Linked DNA regions of Mus musculus: region 2 is linked to region 1. The links are chromatin loops, found by intact Hi-C in ENCODE. Cell type or tissue: heart. All regions are shown on one strand. Each heading gives the region's core, and the rest is flanking DNA. Links, peaks and the distances in the headings are about the cores only. Region 1 holds the start of Gm28382 (a long non-coding RNA gene). Region 2 holds the start of Erfe (erythroferrone).

Region 1 (8,325 bases), core at 131-8,130:
CAGCTTTGACCAGATGCTCAAGTAGCTGCCGTGGCTGTGTCCTGACCTGTACTGTCTCATCTGTCCGGAATGCAAGCTCCCACGAAGCAGCTGGGACCCTGGATGTCTCCTCAGGATACCCGAGACATGTCAGCTGACTAGATGGGTGAGGGGCTCGAACAGTGGCCTGGCAGATGCTGTAGATGTCACCAGATGCTCTTTCAGATCACAGCCCTTGCTCCCGTGGCTGCCAGGAAGTGTGGACCTCTGGCGTCTCTCCTCTCTGGGAAGACCTGGCCATTGTCCTCTTTCTCAGTTCCACTGCTCCAGGCAGCCTGTGTTCAAAAAATTGGTTGAACTAAAGCCCACTTTCCAGAAGTTTCTACCAGACGTGGTCTCAGAAAGCAGACCCTAAAATGAGGTTTGATAGCTAAATCGGCAAGGGTACAGGAAAGGGAGACCTGACAGTCTGCTGTAGAGACAACAGGGCAACCTTCATTGTGGTGAGGTTAGGTCGGCTTACCAGCAGGGGGCACCATCTCCACTAGTTGAAAGGACTTTGGACTCTTCCCATTCTGTTGAGGATGCCTAAAGAGAGGCTGAGGACCTCCATGACAGCACAGACTCTTGCTGTCAAAGAACAGAGCTGGCTGAGAATCAGATATGAAATTAATTCCCAGGGAATGGAGTTCCAGGAAGGCTTAATTCTTACCTCCAAGGCCACATTCCCAGTGGAGAAGCAATACAGCCCTTTGACTGGGAAAATGAGTCTCCCATATAGGCTAGCCCTCTGGAAGCTTCCCAGCCCCCTATGCAGTCTTCCTCCTTCTCAAAGACAGCGAGCGATAGATGGTTACTCCAGAATCCAGCTCAGTCTTCTACTGCAACAGATGACTAGGGTCAAGTCCTAGCAGAACCTCTCTGGGACCTTCCTGGCCCAGAGAATAGATGAAGTACTTCAGGGGCTGCTGGTAATCAAGCTGTTATTGCACAGACAACAGGAACCAGGCAAGTGACATCCAGGACTGCACAGAATATAAAGGGGAATGGATCAGACAGCTGGATGTGAGTTTTGACCTTTCAGACCTGACAGCTCAGGGACAGACCTTGACCATGGAAAAGAACATTCTCAAATGGCCACCAGCTATGATAAAGATGGGACTTTAACTTCCTTCCTAGGTATAGCACTGGCTTCACACCGGCAATGAATACTGCAGGGGCTGGGGGGGGGGTGTCGTTTCCTGCATCTCTGCCAATGTTGTTTCCGTTCCGCAACGGTCCTGATTTGATTCCAAGAATAGAGCATTAGAGAAAGGTTGTTTAGAGCATGGTTGGGGAATGATAAACAGGGTTGTTTGGGAGGCTCAGGGCCCAGCCCATGCACAAAAGGAAAGGAGAAGGAGTCTGGTAGGTAGGCCAGAGAAGAGAGGCCAGGAATGTTTGGGACGCCCTGGGAAGCAGAAGGTGGGGATGAGGACAGACCCCATCTAAAATGAGTTATCAAAAATCTTTCCTGAGTAAGTGGCCTTCCAGAGACAGATGATATGGGAGTCACCATGCATTTCCTGGGACAACTAGCTCTCAGGAATTCTTTAGTCTGCTTCCTTCCCTTCCCTTCCCTTCCCTTCCCTTCCCTTCCCTTCCCTTCCCTTCCCTCCCCTCCCCTCCCCTCCCCTTCCTTTCCCTTCCCTTCCCTTCCCTTTCTTGTTCTTTTCTTTTTTCTTTTCAAATGTGTATACTGTGCTGAATAGGCTGAAGTATTCCCAGACTATCTACAAAGTTTAACCATGTTTTCAAGAGTGTCCATGTGTTCTGTCTCTGGTAAATAAGACCTTAAACTAACACTCCATGCTTCCCCCCCCCCCCCCGTGCGACCCAGTTATGTGCAGAGGCCAGGCTGAGTAGAGCTAGCCCAAACCCCGAGAAGTAGGAACCGTGAGGTGAGTAGCATGTGACCCCCGTGAGGCCTGGAAAGGTACAGAGTGAGCAGGGGTGGGAGCCTGCTGGAAACTTCTGCCTTCCATTTTTGCCGTGTGGTGTTTGCCACGAAGGCAGTTTCAGGTCTTACTGTTGGCCAGCAATAGCCACCGTGTTCCGGAAGTCACACTGTGAGGATGTCAGGAATTGTCTCATTTAGTCCTCAGAACCCCAGGAAAAGACAAGTCAAGAAAACACGCCAGATAACAACAGGCAAGGGTGCAAACAGACATTCCTCCAAAGAAGATGTGCAAGTGACCAAGTCCATAATAAGATGGTAGGGGTTAGTGACTCAGGAAATGTAAATTAAGGAGCCAGGAGATGATTCGATGGGTGAGGGCACAAGCCTCACAACCTGAGTTTGATTCCCAAGAACCTCATAAAAAGCTAGCTGTAGTAGCATGCATCCCACCATTCCCAGGACTAGATGGTAAGCAGAGACAGAGAACCTCCCAAAACCTCCTAGGCCAGCTAGTCTGGAGTAGACAGCTCAGCAGCAGAAACAAGAAAGACAGACTGTGCCTCAATAAGAGTCAGCAAGGAAGGATAGACCTGGCTCTCAAAAGTTGCCCTGTGACCTCCATATGTGCCCTCTGGCAAGTGCTCACCCACACTTGTACACACACATAAGCATGTGAAAGCAAAGCAAAGCAAATCATAATGAAATTCCATTTCTCATCCCTTAGGACGGTGGTGTCGTTTGAATGTGGGCGGTCCTGACAGGCTGATGCTGTTAGTGTTTGGTCCCCAGCTAGTGGAACCAAGTCACAGCTGCTCTGTGTGTAAAAAGTGGAAGAAGGGATACTCAATTCCATGCTAGATGTTTTATCACGGTGACTTTCTCTCTTATCGAGACAGGGTTTCTTTGTGTAGCCTTGGCTGTCCTAGAACTAGACCAGGCTGGCTTCAAACTCACAGAGATCTGTGTGCCTATGCCTCTGGAGTGCTGGGATTAAAGGCACATGTCAGCATTGGAGAGATGCTCAGTGGATGAAGCTTTTGACGTACAGGTGTGTGGACCAGAGGTTTGGATCCTCAGCATCCACATAAATGCAAGTCAGAGGTGGTGATCATTCTGCAAGGGATTCTCTGAGCAAAACAGCTAGTACAGTAGCTGAACTGGCAAACCCCAGGTTTAGTGAGACACCCTGGCTAGATAGACAGAGTGGAGAGTGATTGAGGAAGAGACTTAGTGTCAATCTCCGGTCTCTGTATGCACACACTCATGTGTGCATGAACACTTGCACTCATGCAAACACACACATACATGCACCACACACACAAATCCTCAAAGGAGCTGCCAATATCAATTCTATTTTATGAAGAGAGAACATTAAGAGCTGATAGCAGGTCTTATCTGGGACTGGATAGGTATGGCCCCAGAGCCTGGGATTTCCAGAAGTTATTGACTCTTGGCCAGTTGGAACATGGCTCCTGAGATGACCCCATAATGGGGGAAGAGGTGCCCATATCTGGTCTTTCCTGAGACAGAGATTCAGACATGTTTTCTCAATATTCATTTAGCAATATAGGCCATTCTCTTTGTTCAATCCAAATAGATAAATTTTTATATGTGCTTTGCAATTGTTATAAATTTAGGACAGATGATACTGGGCATAATGCTGGCATTGAGAAAAAAAAAAACAAAAAAAAACAGGTCTGCACCATGCAAGAAGCTGCTGAATGGGGCCAGGCTTGTTCTTGGACTCTTGGGAGCCCTCATGAAGGAGGAGCATGGAATGGCTGCTTTTATTGAGTGCAGTGAAATGTTATAAGCAAACAAACACGAAAAAAGCAAAAGCATTCAACTTGCTGAGACTTACAATGTTCTCCACAAATGCTCAGTCTACCCTGATTAGTCCCCTTGTAGTCAATGTGGGCTATGCTGGGCTTGACAGTGAGCCTGCTGTCTGCATGGTGATTGCACTGGGGATAGGGTAGGGACAGGAGCCGGTTCCCAACTGGCCAGAATGAACCCATTAGCAGCTGGGGGGCTCTGCTTTCAGGGTAATCCCATTGTCCACTGTTGACTTTGTGCCTGCAGAGACGTTGAAATCCGAAAAAAAAGAAACCACAGTCTTCAACTTCTTCCAGAAAGATAAAAGGTGAGATGTCACTGGAGAGCCACACCAAAGCTTTCTTCCAACCTCCAAAGACTCTTCCGTGGAGCTAAAACACACCCAGAACAGCTGGAGACCAGCCACAGGGCTCCTATACAAACGGAACAAAGGGCTGAATTGCTACAAAAAACGTTGTTACAGAAAGTGGGTCAGTCATTTAATGATAGTGGAGATTGGAGTCCTTGCGCTAGCTAGCTCACCCTGGCCCTGGCCCTGGCCCCGGCCCCCTCTCTCACATAGACTCAGACACACACACACATAAACACACACACACACACACAAGGCAATACAGCTGAAAGGCTAGGGCATCTAGGGATAGACACAGACATGGCTCTTGGAGGCATCACTGTGGTGGCTTTGGCTAGAGGAAACCCTCCTAGTCATAGAGGGACAGTTTCAGGCAAGAGAAGACAGACTTGCAGGCCCAAATGAGCACCAACTCAAGGTAAGTTCCATCCTAGCCAGCACAGAATATTTTACAGGAGAGTTCATCTCTGATGAGAAAGAAAGGAGATAAGAAAAAAAAAATCACACTTTGGATACATGGTTCTGTGGTTTGGCTATGGTCTGAGCATGCCCAAGAAGGCCTCATGTGTGAGAAGCTTGGCCCTCTGTGTAGGATACTGGGAAAAGGTGGTGCTTAAGATATGGGACCTAGTGGTAGAGAGATGACTAAATGATAAAAAGCACTTGCTGTTCTTGTAAAGGATGCATATTCTATTCCTAGCACCCACATGGCAGTCTGTAACTCAAATCCTATTGGATCTGATGCCCTCTTCTGGCCTCCAAGGGCACTGCATGCACATTGTGCACAGACACACATACCAGGCAAACACACACACACACAATCTCAAAAACCAAACCAAACCAAAACAAAACAAAATAAAAACAAAACTGAAGTCCAGTAATTAGCACTTAAGTCATCGGGGATTCTGTCCTTGAAATGAATTAAGGAGCCCCAAGTTAGTCTCTAAGGAAAGCTATTTTAAAGCCACCTCCTCTAAGTTACTGTGTCACCACGTACTCTTCTCCCTCGTGTGTTCCAGCCATAACACCAGCCACCATGATACAGCATAGCAGGAACCTCCCAGAGCTGGCAGGACCTTTAGACACCAAAACTTCCAGATGGAACAAAGCTTACCTTTGAAGAAATGGGGAAATAGTTCTTATTTTAAGTGGGCTCCGAATTGAGGACTCTGAAACCTACAGGTTTCATTAAGGCAGGAAAAATGAGGGGAGACAGCGACCTGGGATCCACCTGACTCGAGCTGAATCTGCACCCCTTTTTAAACAGTGCACTGCCCAGCCTGGCACCTCCTGCTAGCATCAAACTGCGCACACACACTCCACTGCAAACAGTGTAATAGGCCTTCCTCCCTTAGTAACCTCTTGGCAATTTCCCTCCCATTGTTTCTCTCCTTTCAAACATGACCCAGGACTTATGGGAACTTAAGAGAAAGGATGAGCCAGCATGAGCCAGTTCTGGGTGAATGAACAGTAAAGCAAACTGTATCTTCTGAATGAGCTTTTGGGGGGAAGTCCCGCTTACTGCTTTATGTCTATGCATAATTGGATGTGCATATGATTACAACGATATGCATTGTGGGAAAGGAGAAGTGTAATTGTTGGGAGCCGCGCCCACATTCGCCGTTACAAGATGGCGCTGACAGCTGTGTTCTAAGTGGTAAACAAATAATCTGCGCATATGCCGAGGGTGGTTCTCCACTCCATGTGCTCTGCCTTCCCCGTGACGTCAACTCGGCCGATGGGCTGCAGCCAATCAGGGAGTGACACGTCCTAGGCGAAATATAACTCTCCTAAAAAAGGGACGGGGTTTCGTTTTCTCTCTCTCTTTCTTCTTGCACTCCTGCTCCTGAAGATGTAAGCAATAAAGTTTTGCCGCAGAAGATTCTGGTCTGTTGCGTCTTTCCTGGCCGGTCGTGAGAACGCGTCTAATAACAATTGGTGCCGAATTCCGGGACGAGAAAAAACTCGGGACTGGCGCAAGGAAGATCCCTCATTCCAGAACCAGAACTGCGGGTCGCGGTAATAAAGGTTCCCGTAAAGCAGACTGTTAAGAAGGATTCAACTGTATGAATTCAGAACTTTTCAGCTGGGGAACGAGAGTACCAGTGAGTACAGCTTTACGAGGTAAGTCTGATCTTGAACTTTCTAAGGAAATTCAAGACAGTCTATCAGAAGTAAAGTGGAAAATGTTTGGCCTTGAATTTTTTCTAGTGTTAGAAGCCCTTTTGTCCCTTTTCACATGTTATCAAGTGGTTAAGGCAGGGCGGATTCTGGATGAAATTCAGGGCAATCTATCAGAAGTAAAGCGGGGAGAGAGAGTAGGAGCAAAGAGGAAATATGGTACACAAAATAAGTATACAGGCCTTTCCAAGGGTCTTGAACCCGAGGAAAAGTTAAGGTTAGGTAGGAATACCTGGAGAGAGATTAGAAGAAAAAGAGGAAAAAGGGAAAAGAAGAAAGATCAATTAGCGGAGGTCTCTAGGAAAAGGAGCCTGTGCTCATCGCTGGATGGGCTCGGGGAGCCAGCTCTTAGTAGCTCTGAAGCAGATGAAGAATTCTCCTCTGAAGAAACAGACTGGGAGGAAGAAGCAGCTCATTATGAGAAAAAAGGGTACCAGCCAGGTAAAGTGCTAGCTAATCAGTTAAGGAAGCCAAAAGCGGCTGGCGAAGGCCAGTTTGCTGATTGGCCTCAGGGCAGTCGGCTTCAAGGTCCGCCCTATGCGGAGTCCCCGCCCTGCGTAGTGCGTCAGCCCTGCGCAGAGAGGCAGTGCGCAGAGAGGCAGTGCGCAGACTCATTCATTCCCAGAGAGGAACAAAGGAAAATACAACAGGCATTTCCGGTCTTTGAAGGAGCCGAGGGTGGGCGTGTCCACGCTCCGGTAGAATACTTACAAATTAAAGAAATTGCCGAGTCGGTCCGTAAATACGGAACCAATGCTAATTTTACCTTGGTGCAGTTAGACAGGCTTGCCGGCATGGCACTAACTCCTGCCGACTGGCAAACGGTTGTAAAAGCCGCTCTCCCTAGTATGGGCAAATATATGGAATGGAGAGCGCTTTGGCACGAAGCTGCACAAGCGCAGGCCCGAGCAAACGCAGCTGCTTTGACTCCAGAGCAGAGAGATTGGACTTTTGACTTGTTAACGGGTCAGGGAGCTTATTCTGCTGATCAAACAAACTACCATTGGGGAGCTTATGCCCAGATTTCTTCCACGGCTATTAGGGCCTGGAAGGCGCTCTCTCGAGCAGGTGAAACCACTGGGCAGTTAACAAAGATAATCCAGGGACCTCAGGAATCCTTCTCAGATTTTGTGGCCAGAATGACAGAGGCAGCAGAGCGTATTTTTGGAGAGTCAGAGCAAGCTGCGCCTCTGATAGAACAGCTAATCTATGAGCAAGCCACAAAGGAGTGCCGAGCGGCCATAGCCCCAAGAAAGAACAAAGGCTTACAAGACTGGCTCAGGGTCTGTCGAGAGCTTGGGGGACCTCTCACCAATGCAGGCTTAGCGGCCGCCATCCTCCAATCTCAGAACCGCTCCATGAGCAGAAATGATCAGAGGACATGTTTTAATTGCGGAAAGCCTGGGCATTTTAAGAAAGATTGCAGAGCTCCAGATAAACAGGGAGGGACTCTCACTCCTTGCTCTAAGTGTGGCAAGGGTTATCATAGAGCTGACCAGTGTCGCTCTGTGAGGGATATAAAGGGCAGAGTCCTTCCCCCACCTGATAGTCAATCAACTGATGTGCCAAAAAACGGGTCATCGGGCCCTCGGTCCCAGGGCCCTCAAAGATATGGGAACCGGTTTGTCAGGACCCAGGAAGCAGTCAGAGAGGCGACCCAGGAAGACCCACAAGGGTGGACCTGCGTGCCGCCTCCGACTTCCTATTAATGCCTCAAATGAGTATTCAGCCGGTGCCAGTGGAGCCTATACCATCCTTGCCCCCGGGAACCATGGGCCTTATTCTCGGCCGGGGTTCACTCACCTTGCAGGGCTTAGTAGTCCACCCTGGAGTTATGGATTGTCAACATTCCCCTGAAATACAGGTCCTGTGCTCAAGCCCTAAAGGCGTTTTTTCTATTAGTAAAGGAGATAGGATAGCTCAGCTGCTGCTCCTCCCTGATAATACCAGGGAGAAATTTGCAGGACCTGAGATAAAGAAAATGGGCTCCTCAGGAAATGATTCTGCCTATTTGGTTGTATCTTTAAATGATAGACCTAAG
Region 2 (8,325 bases), core at 248-8,247, 110 kb after region 1:
CCAGCCAGCTGCATCCCCACTCACCAGGTAGTAGATCCCAAGCTCGTGCAACGCACGCCGATCCACCTGCACATCCCGGCGCAAGCGACAGTGGAATGCGGCCTCCACACGTGGTGCCCGCGGGCCCTGGGCCAAGGTCGCAGCCAGCAGAGCTAACAATGCCCCTGGGTCCTGGCTATCAAGCTCCTGGGCGGCTGGGACACGGGAAGGGCTACCCGAGGCTGGTGTAGTGAGATCCCTGGTGCAGTGCTCCAGATGGCTCTCTCGCTGCCGTACTGCGCCTGACACAAAGCAGTCGGTGGACCACTCTACTCACCAGCCCGTGGCCTTAGAGCGTGGTGACTGACACTGGAGGTCCTGGGGACATTACTGCCTGACCTGGCAGCTGCCAGTTTCCCTTCACACCATCTGACACAAGCTCCAGCAAGTGCATATCCAGCACCCAGCACCCTTGTTCGCTAGCCTCACCCTCTATAACGATACCTGTATTTTTGAGAATGTTGTATAGAAATACTTATTGTGGCTATACTGGAAGAAACACAAAGGTTCGTCACCCTCTGGAAGCTTATTTAAAACCAAACAAGCAGTGGCACAGAAGCAGGAAAGGGCTCGCAGCAGTCCTCCATGGTACAGTCATTTACAGAAGATAGTGACAGCCACTCCCCAGCAGCAGGCTGCAGGGCCTGTCCTCAGTGAAGAACAATAAAAGGCCTCCTTCCCTGAGGCTTCCACCTGCCGCATGTCTCCCACCCACAGTCCCGCCCCATGACAGGCAGGGCGGCCAACAGGGAAGCAACATAGCAGGTGTTTGCTGGGACCTGAACTTTACCCTCTAGAGATGCCCTGCTGGTTTGCCCACACCAGAACATGTGCCCACAGAATGGCACCCCTACCTTTCAGCAACAGCTGGAACTCCTTCAGCAGAACCTCAGATGGGATAAAGGGGCCTGGGGGGCCCTGAGGACCTGGTGGCCCTGGGGGTCCTGGCAGGCCAAGCTGGAAGGGAAGGTAGAGGTTAAGAACATTTGAGGGGAGAGGTGACCCTTCTGCCGGGTCCTACATCGAGGCTGGCAGGAGAGCTCCCGCCTTGGCTGTGGGCTCTTCCCTCCGTGTGGAGGTCCTTAGGGCTCTCATACTCCTCTATCATCAAGCATGGAGTGCAGGCATGGGCAAGGATGGGATTGTGCAGATGTGGAGCTTCTTAGGGGCTGTACAGGGCACGGCAGGCTCTGTATGCAAGAGCCCTACAGCTGCCTCTCTGGATGTGATTCCCAGATAAAGACCACCCAGGCTGCTTCTGGGGACGTGAATCTCAGTCTGGCCTGAGACACAACAACAAGTCTCCACTGCACTTGGGAGTTTATACTGGTCTGGGTCAGGACCTAAGGGAAGGAGGCAAGCTCCTGCATAGAGAAGCCTAAGCAAGGCCAGGTAGCCTAAGGGGGCAGGGCTGACCACACACACATACACACACCCAGGCCCAGTGAATGGGTCAGATCCTGGGCAGGTAAGGCTGACCCTCAATAGAGAAACACAACACACACTGAAGCCCAGCCTGGATCCAGAGTTACTTGGAGGAACTCAATGCAGGAGTCAGTCATCAGGTCCAAGTGCCAGCTTCCTGCCCAAGCCAGGGCCATACTGAGAGGCTCCCATCCTGTACCATTCCAGCAGCCCGAAGCCAACCCAACTCCTTAGCATATGTTGGGTGAGCTTCTCCCTCTGGCCATGAAGGGAAATCTGGGGAGGACCTGGCATCCTGAGGGCTCCTAACTCCTGACTTGCTGGACGCCAGCTTCATACTTGATCCTTGTTTCTTTCCATGGCTTCTGCTGTTGGAAAGGGTACTAGGGGCTCGGGGAGGTGGTGGGCCCAAGCTGCTCACCTTCAGCCTCCTGGCTTTGCTCCTCCTCTTACTGTTGATCCCCTTGTCACTCTGCTTGACGAACAGCATCCAAGCATCCCGGGGATCCACACTGTGTGCATGCGCAATGGTGGGTTCCTGGAACACAGATGGCCACAGTAGGTTTGCTTGGTAGCATCTTGCCCTTGTCACTTGTGTTTTCAGAGGTAGTGTCCGACCCATCCCCAGCCCATGGAGGAGGGAGCCCAGGCTGCAGGAAGGTAGGAGTGGGGCTCCAAAGCAGGTGCTCTGGGATGTATCTTCTTGCTTTTCCTTGAGTGTCACCGTCCTTTGACAGTCACTGGAACCCACAGTTGCTTAGGAGGTGACTATGAATATATGAATACTGGGTGACAACAGGTCATTTTGTCCCTCCCCACAGTCAGAAGTGTCAGGGAGACCAGCCTCAGGGCCACTGTGGTCACAGGGCATGGGGAGCAGTGGGGCAGAGGAGCCGGATGTCATGACTCTAGCTAGGCCTTTACTTTTCTCAGCTTTCTAAAACACTGGCCCAAGGATTCAAGCTCTGAGAGTGGCCTTGTTTCCTGGCAGAGGCCTTTGGCAAATAGGACAGTTAATAGGCCTCTAATGGTCTGGGTTCCATGTAGGGCTACCAGCTAGGAAAGGAATGAACCATTCAAGAGGCCTTAGAAGAAGTCAAGGGCACAGACTCCAGTGTCTGACAGAAAGACCCAGGATCTCAAAACTACCCAAACCGGGGTCTTGTGGGTCACAGGCCAGGCTGCTGTGTCAGGATGATGGAGGCTTCTATGCTTCTTGCTGTCTGATGCCCTCAGTGGACACTCACAGTGCAGTGCTTCCATTATAGGTCAGAACAGGTGTACTGACCCTTCCAGGGGACCGGTGGCCTGTGTACAGACTCGCACCACTGTCAACTTGAGGGCAGCACCGAAAATACATGGAGCCATGTTGGTCAGGGGCCCCAGGAGTTGGAGTGGGAGCTGGGTTCCAGCTATCAGGGAACTGGTGACACCTTGCCCCTCCCAAAGAGGGTTCAAGGCCAACATTCCACTGGGAAGGTCCAGCCTACTCCCCACTTCCTGGTGACTATGTCTGGACCTCATGAAAGTTTTGAAGGCTGATGGCTGGGGGTCAGGGGGAGGCTTCAGACAACAAGGACATGTTTACTCCCACCAAAGGAGGCAGAAATGGGATGGTGGAAGGACCCAGGGATGCCTTGCAGAGGGAGGTATTGTAACCATCTCCAGCTGTCTTAGTGGATGTTTTGTTGGCCCCTGGGGTGCTGAGAACTGAAGAGCGCGCTGGCCTGGGGTTTCCTTGTGCCTGGCCCACAGCATGAGCGATCAACTAGACCCTGAAATTCTTCCCTGAACTCTCACCAACAGGACTGACCAGCTCCAATGAAGGCTACCAATCCACCCTCCCCAGGCCTCTAGCCACACCCTCCCCAGCCTGCGTCTCCACCCCAGCAGTTCAGGTGGAGATCTTGGGAGGGATCGCAGGCAGAGCCTGGTTACATCACTCCTTTCCCAGACGCAGTCACCTAACAAAAAGGAACTAGATCTGGGAGCCCCGCTCTCTCACCAGTCTTCCAGTTTCACGAGGAGCAAGTTAACTGCATTTCACACCTTTCCCAATCTCTCCTACTGGCCTAGTGGAGTTCTGCCGCCAAAGCCACGGTACAGAGGACGCATCCACCCAACCCTGGGTCTCACAGAGCCCCTGAGAGCGACGTATCCCCAGTGTTGGACACTGCGCAGCAAGGGGTGCCACCTTCCCCACCGTCTTAGGGCCCCCCGGGACAGGAAGATGTGGGGCGCGGCTGCGTCTTACCGGCGGGCTGTTGGCTGGCGGGGCGGGCAGCTCGGCCCCGGGCGGCTGCGGGCGTGCATGAGTCCCCACGGGCTCCGCGGACTCAGGGACACCGAGGCCCATGGCGGCGAGTAGGCTGGCGCAGGCGAGCAGCGTGCGAGCTCCGACGGGGCGGCGGGTCGAGGCCATGCTGGCGGCGGCGGCGGCAGTAAAGAGCACGGCTGGTCAGGTCGGCGCCTTATAACGCGCTTGAATCCCCCGCCTCGCGCGCGCCGCCCTCGCTGCCGTCGCCCCCTCGCGGCTAGGGCACGCTCTGCAGGCACAGGGGACCCTGAGGAGGCGGGCGCCCGATCCGGTCCGTGCACGCCTCCACTTTGCTGCCTGTAGCCCAGGGTTAGCTTCTCTTCTCCTAGCCCTGCACCCGAGGCTTTCTAAGACACCCCCCCCTTTCTCTAAGGACACCCACTGCACCATTCTGCACGTCTTCTTAGGACCTCCCCCCGCCCCGGGTCTCTTCTTTTCTCATGGTTCCAGGCCTTAATGACAAGTTGAGTACCTGAGAATATGGCAGCCCTTATGGCTCCTCCTTTTCAAGCTGGGGAACCTGGAGCACTTTTAAGGTTTCCCTGCTCTTCCCCACCCCGGATGTATCTGCACAGCTGGCACCTCTCAGGCTCCAGCTACGGAGTCTGCTACTAGCAGCTACAGAGAACTGACCCAGTCTGGCTGAAAGGTCGGATCCCTCTGATGTCCTAAGCCAGGCAGATGGAGCTCAGACTGCTGCCCACTGCCCACCACGGAGCATTCAACCAGGACAGATGTGGCAAATCCTAAAGGATGAACTGCGAGGAGGCCTTTTCTGGGTGGTTCTCCTCCAGAGAGGCAGGCCTAGCTGCCTTGAGCTGCTGTCATTACATTGGCTGTAGATAAAGCAGCACACCTGGGTTTCTTTGTTTCTTTTTTTGTTTTGTTTTGTTTTGTTTTGTTTTTTGTTTTTTCCTTTGTTTGCTTGCTTGCTTGATTTGTTTTAATCTTAAATTGTGTGCGTCCAGGTGCCCTTAAAGGCTAGAAGAGGGAGTCCAAAGAAGGGACTTGATTTGGGAAGCATGACCCTAAGATATCAAGTGACCCTGCTCTGTTCACAGTGAGGGCCCCAGCTGGAGCGCTGACAACCAGATCTGTTGCCATGTGAAAGTAGTTATTTTCCCAAACAACGGACTGTCCTAGTGATGTCATGGGTTCTTCCAGAGGGCCCAGATCCAAATAGTTCTGGTACTGGCATGGCTTCCTGGACCCTAGCTCAAGGTAATGACGCGGTCCAGTTCAGGCGCATAGCCCCAGAGCTCTAGCCATTCAGGAAAGGTTCCCGCATGTTTGCAGGGTCCTGTTTGAAAGCAAGGTCCTCAGGAGGACAGGAGTGCATGGCAAAGCTCACAGGGCGCTAAGCATAGGGTCCACAGCCTCAAAGGAGTGGCATCTCTGATTCAGAAGTGGGACCCTTGAGTGTGGTGGTGCCTGGGTCTGAGTGAACATTCTGAGTGAGTCGGGCCCGGCAGGAGAGCAGCGAGTGACCTCCCTGTGCCTTCTTGCATGGCAGAAATCTAATCCTCATTCCTGGGACCTCATGTCATGGCCTTGACCCAGCTTCCCGGCAGTTCAATGAGCCAAGCTTTCTCCGTGTCCCTCTTTCTTCAAAGGAAGGCTGTAGGCTGATGAGGTCATGGGCATGAAATCTTCCCTTTACTCAAAGACAGTGGGAGCCTGCCTGAGGCTGACTGGCTGTGCGGCCTCAAGAGTACCTGCAGCTAGCAGTGGTGTCGTTAGCTATGTATGCCTTGAACGTGGATGGACCATCAGTACTCGGATCACGTGACTGTCCCTAACATACAAAGGAGGAAAATGAGGGATAGACCTTGGGAGAATCAAGGAGTCCCCAAACCAAGGCATATCCAGGCCCAGGTACCATGTCTTGCAGTCAGCAGCTCTGTAGGCCTTGAGTGCTCCTATGGGCTCTGAGTGCTCCTAGGGTGTGGTGGTCTAAGTAACAATGGCTGCCATAGGCCCATATATTAGAATGCTTAGTCATCGGGAATAGAACTGTTTGAAAGGATTAGAAGGATTAGGAGGTGCTGCCTTGTAGGGTGGACTTGAGGTTTCAAAGCCCATGCTGGGCCCAGTCTTTCTGGCCTGCAGCTCAGGATGTAGCTCAGATAAGCCCCAGCACCTCTTAAACCAGAAGCAATCCCCCAATTAAGTGCCTTTTTCTGTAAGAATTGCCTTGGTTGTGGCTGGAGAGATGGCTCAGCAGTTATGAGGACTGGCTGTTCTCTCCTGAGTTCCATTCTCAGCAACCACATGGTGGCTCACAACCATCTGTAAGGGGATCTGATGCCTTCTTCTGGTGTGTTTGAAGACAGCTACAGTATACTCATATACATTAAATAAGTAAGTAAATCATTAAAAAATATTGATTTGGTCCTGGTGTCTCTTCACAGCATTAGAACACTGAGACATGGGGGCTCAAGTACTCTCAGACTCTAAGTGCTCCTGAAGGCTCTGGGTGCTCCCGTAGGATCTGAGTGCTCTCCTGAGGGGTCGGAGGGATCTGAGGGATCTAAGTGCTCCCTCAGGCTCTGAGTGCTCCTGGAGGGTCTGGGGGCTCTCCTGAGGGATCTGGATGCTCCTGTAGGCTTTATGTGCTGTGGAGCACTCTATATTCTAACTAGAAGTCCTCACTAGCTTCAGATGTCCGAGTCCTTGTTTTCCTAGGGATTCTGGGATATGATTCTTGGGGTGCCTTGTGGCCATCCCCTGCATGACAGGAGGATCTCTTGAGTGTCTGGTGTGCTCCAGTCTCTGTGTGTTATGCTGGTGGCTGTCCCTCTTCCTGCTCACTTTGTGGCCCCACGGTGGCTTTAGAATACTCTGCCAGTGTTTTGTCTTCCCTCTCTATGTTCTGATTGCTTTGGTCAGAGGGTGGTTGTCAGGCTGCTAACAGGAGATGGGGACAGTAGAGTTAGGGACATTTCCACACACACACCCCCAGACACTGTAGCTAAATCTGTGTTCTCTCAGCATCTGCCTCTTCCCTGGTCTCTGGAAGCTGGTGGTGGTCAGGATGCCCTGTTGTTGCTAGCACCTAGGATCTCCACAGCTCACCTCCACCAGCTGGATACCCTTGAAGCTGGCCCCCAGTTGGAGACTTATTAGACTCCCAGCTCCCTAGCTGGAAGATCTTTCCTCTTGGAACACCAATTATGCCACTGACCCCAGAATGACCAGGTTAGGCACAATTCAGCAATGCTGAGAACCATGTGTCTCTCTCTACTCCAGGATTCCCCCACTCACACTCGCCCAGGGATGTGTGGCCTTTCTAACTCCCTTTTTCTTTCTTTCTTTTTCTTTTTCTTTTTGGTTTTTTGAGACAGGGTTTCTCTGTGTAGCTCTGGATGTCCTGGAACTTACTCTGTAGACCAGGCTGGCCTCAAACTCAGAAATCCACCTGCCTCTGCTTCCCAAGTGCTGGGATTAAAGGCGTGCACCACCACCACCTAGCCAACTCCCTTTTTCTGATTAAAGTCAGTGTCACTCTTTCAGCCTTTGCCTTTGGAAAGCCCTAGGATTGCATGCTCAGGGAAACACTATAGGACATCCCCCATGGTATAGAGTCCTCAATTGTTTTCATGGGATAAGAGCTACATCCTGATCTGCAGGCCAATAGAGACTGGGCCTGGCATGAGAGACTTTTGAAACCGTAAAGCCTACTTGTAGTAACATACTTTCTCTAACAACCATACCTCCTAATCCTTCTAATCCTTTCAAACAGTTCTACTCCCTGATGACTAAGCATTCATATAGATGAGCCTATGGGGCCAACTCTTATTCAAACCCCCAACATCATGGGAGCATTTAGAACCCAGGCATGAGTTCTGTCCTCTTAGAAGTAACATCTCTACCCCCCTGCCCTATTTGATCTCTGAGTTGGCTCAATGGTCCCAAAGACAGGCATGAAGTCAGGTCTGGGAGCAAAGTGAATCCGGACTTGCAAAGTCAGGGCAGAGCCTGGAGTCCTGTCCTCAGAACTCAGTAGTGTCAAGAACCAGTCTGAGCCCCTGGGCTGGTCCTAGAGAAGAAGTCTGCACTCAGTGTGAGCTGGGGGCCACTCAAGCCTCGTTGGGCTAGTAGCTGGTGTTGGCCAGACCAACTCCCAACCTACAGTCTAGGTCCTCAGCAGTCTGTAGCAGACAGAGCATGCTGCTCACACACAGTGATAGTTCTTTATTGTTTGTCTGGTTACAAATCTGGTGCCTCGTCTGGAGGAGAGCAAGAGGGCAAAGGGACAGAGATGTGGAGACTGAAAAATGCATGACCTCATGAGACCACGGTCTGAGTCATGTTAAATCATATCATGATTGGCAGGAGAGTCCATCAGATGTTAGCTCCACCCCATCTCAGCATATCCCCGGAAGCAAGCTTTTGACACACCCCAGGGCCATCCCCAGAATCCCTGCAGACCAGGGTGAGGGATCAGGTGTGAGATACCCCGAATATCAAACATTAACTCATTTATCAGATGACCTGCATATCTGATTTTAGTCATAACAGTAGCAAAATTATCGTTATGAAGT

What was found. Peaks named below come from ENCODE experiments on the same cell type or tissue, not always from the same donor. Only the 100,000 strongest peaks of a DNase experiment are listed, where the experiment ranks them.
Region 2: a loop joins it to region 1, with 3 times the contacts of the local background. A loop is called at or near these places in 4 of 42 quality-filtered maps.

The regions. Positions count from the first base shown.
Region 1 is chr1:91,475,688-91,484,012 of GRCm38, reverse strand. Gm28382 (a long non-coding RNA gene) reads right to left here and starts at 5,242. Exons shown (of 3, transcript XR_003948697.1): 1 at 5,218-5,242; 2 at 503-1,004; 3 at 1-314. In heart, for the core only: a CTCF peak has its summit at 4,856 (motif pointing left); a DNase peak (open chromatin) is centred at 522; H3K27me3 peaks cover 261 bases.
Region 2 is chr1:91,362,042-91,370,366 of GRCm38, reverse strand. It overlaps Klhl30 (kelch-like 30), which reads right to left. Exons shown (of 8, transcript NM_027551.2): 8 at 7,963-8,325. It overlaps Erfe (erythroferrone), which reads right to left and starts at 3,937. Exons shown (of 8, transcript NM_173395.2): 1 at 3,719-3,937; 2 at 1,886-2,002; 3 at 894-996; 4 at 25-281. The coding sequence starts at 3,886. In heart, for the core only: a CTCF peak has its summit at 3,998 (motif pointing left); DNase peaks (open chromatin) are centred at 829, 3,996 and 5,020; H3K4me3 peaks cover 1,532 bases; H3K27ac peaks cover 1,078 bases; H3K27me3 peaks cover 1,035 bases.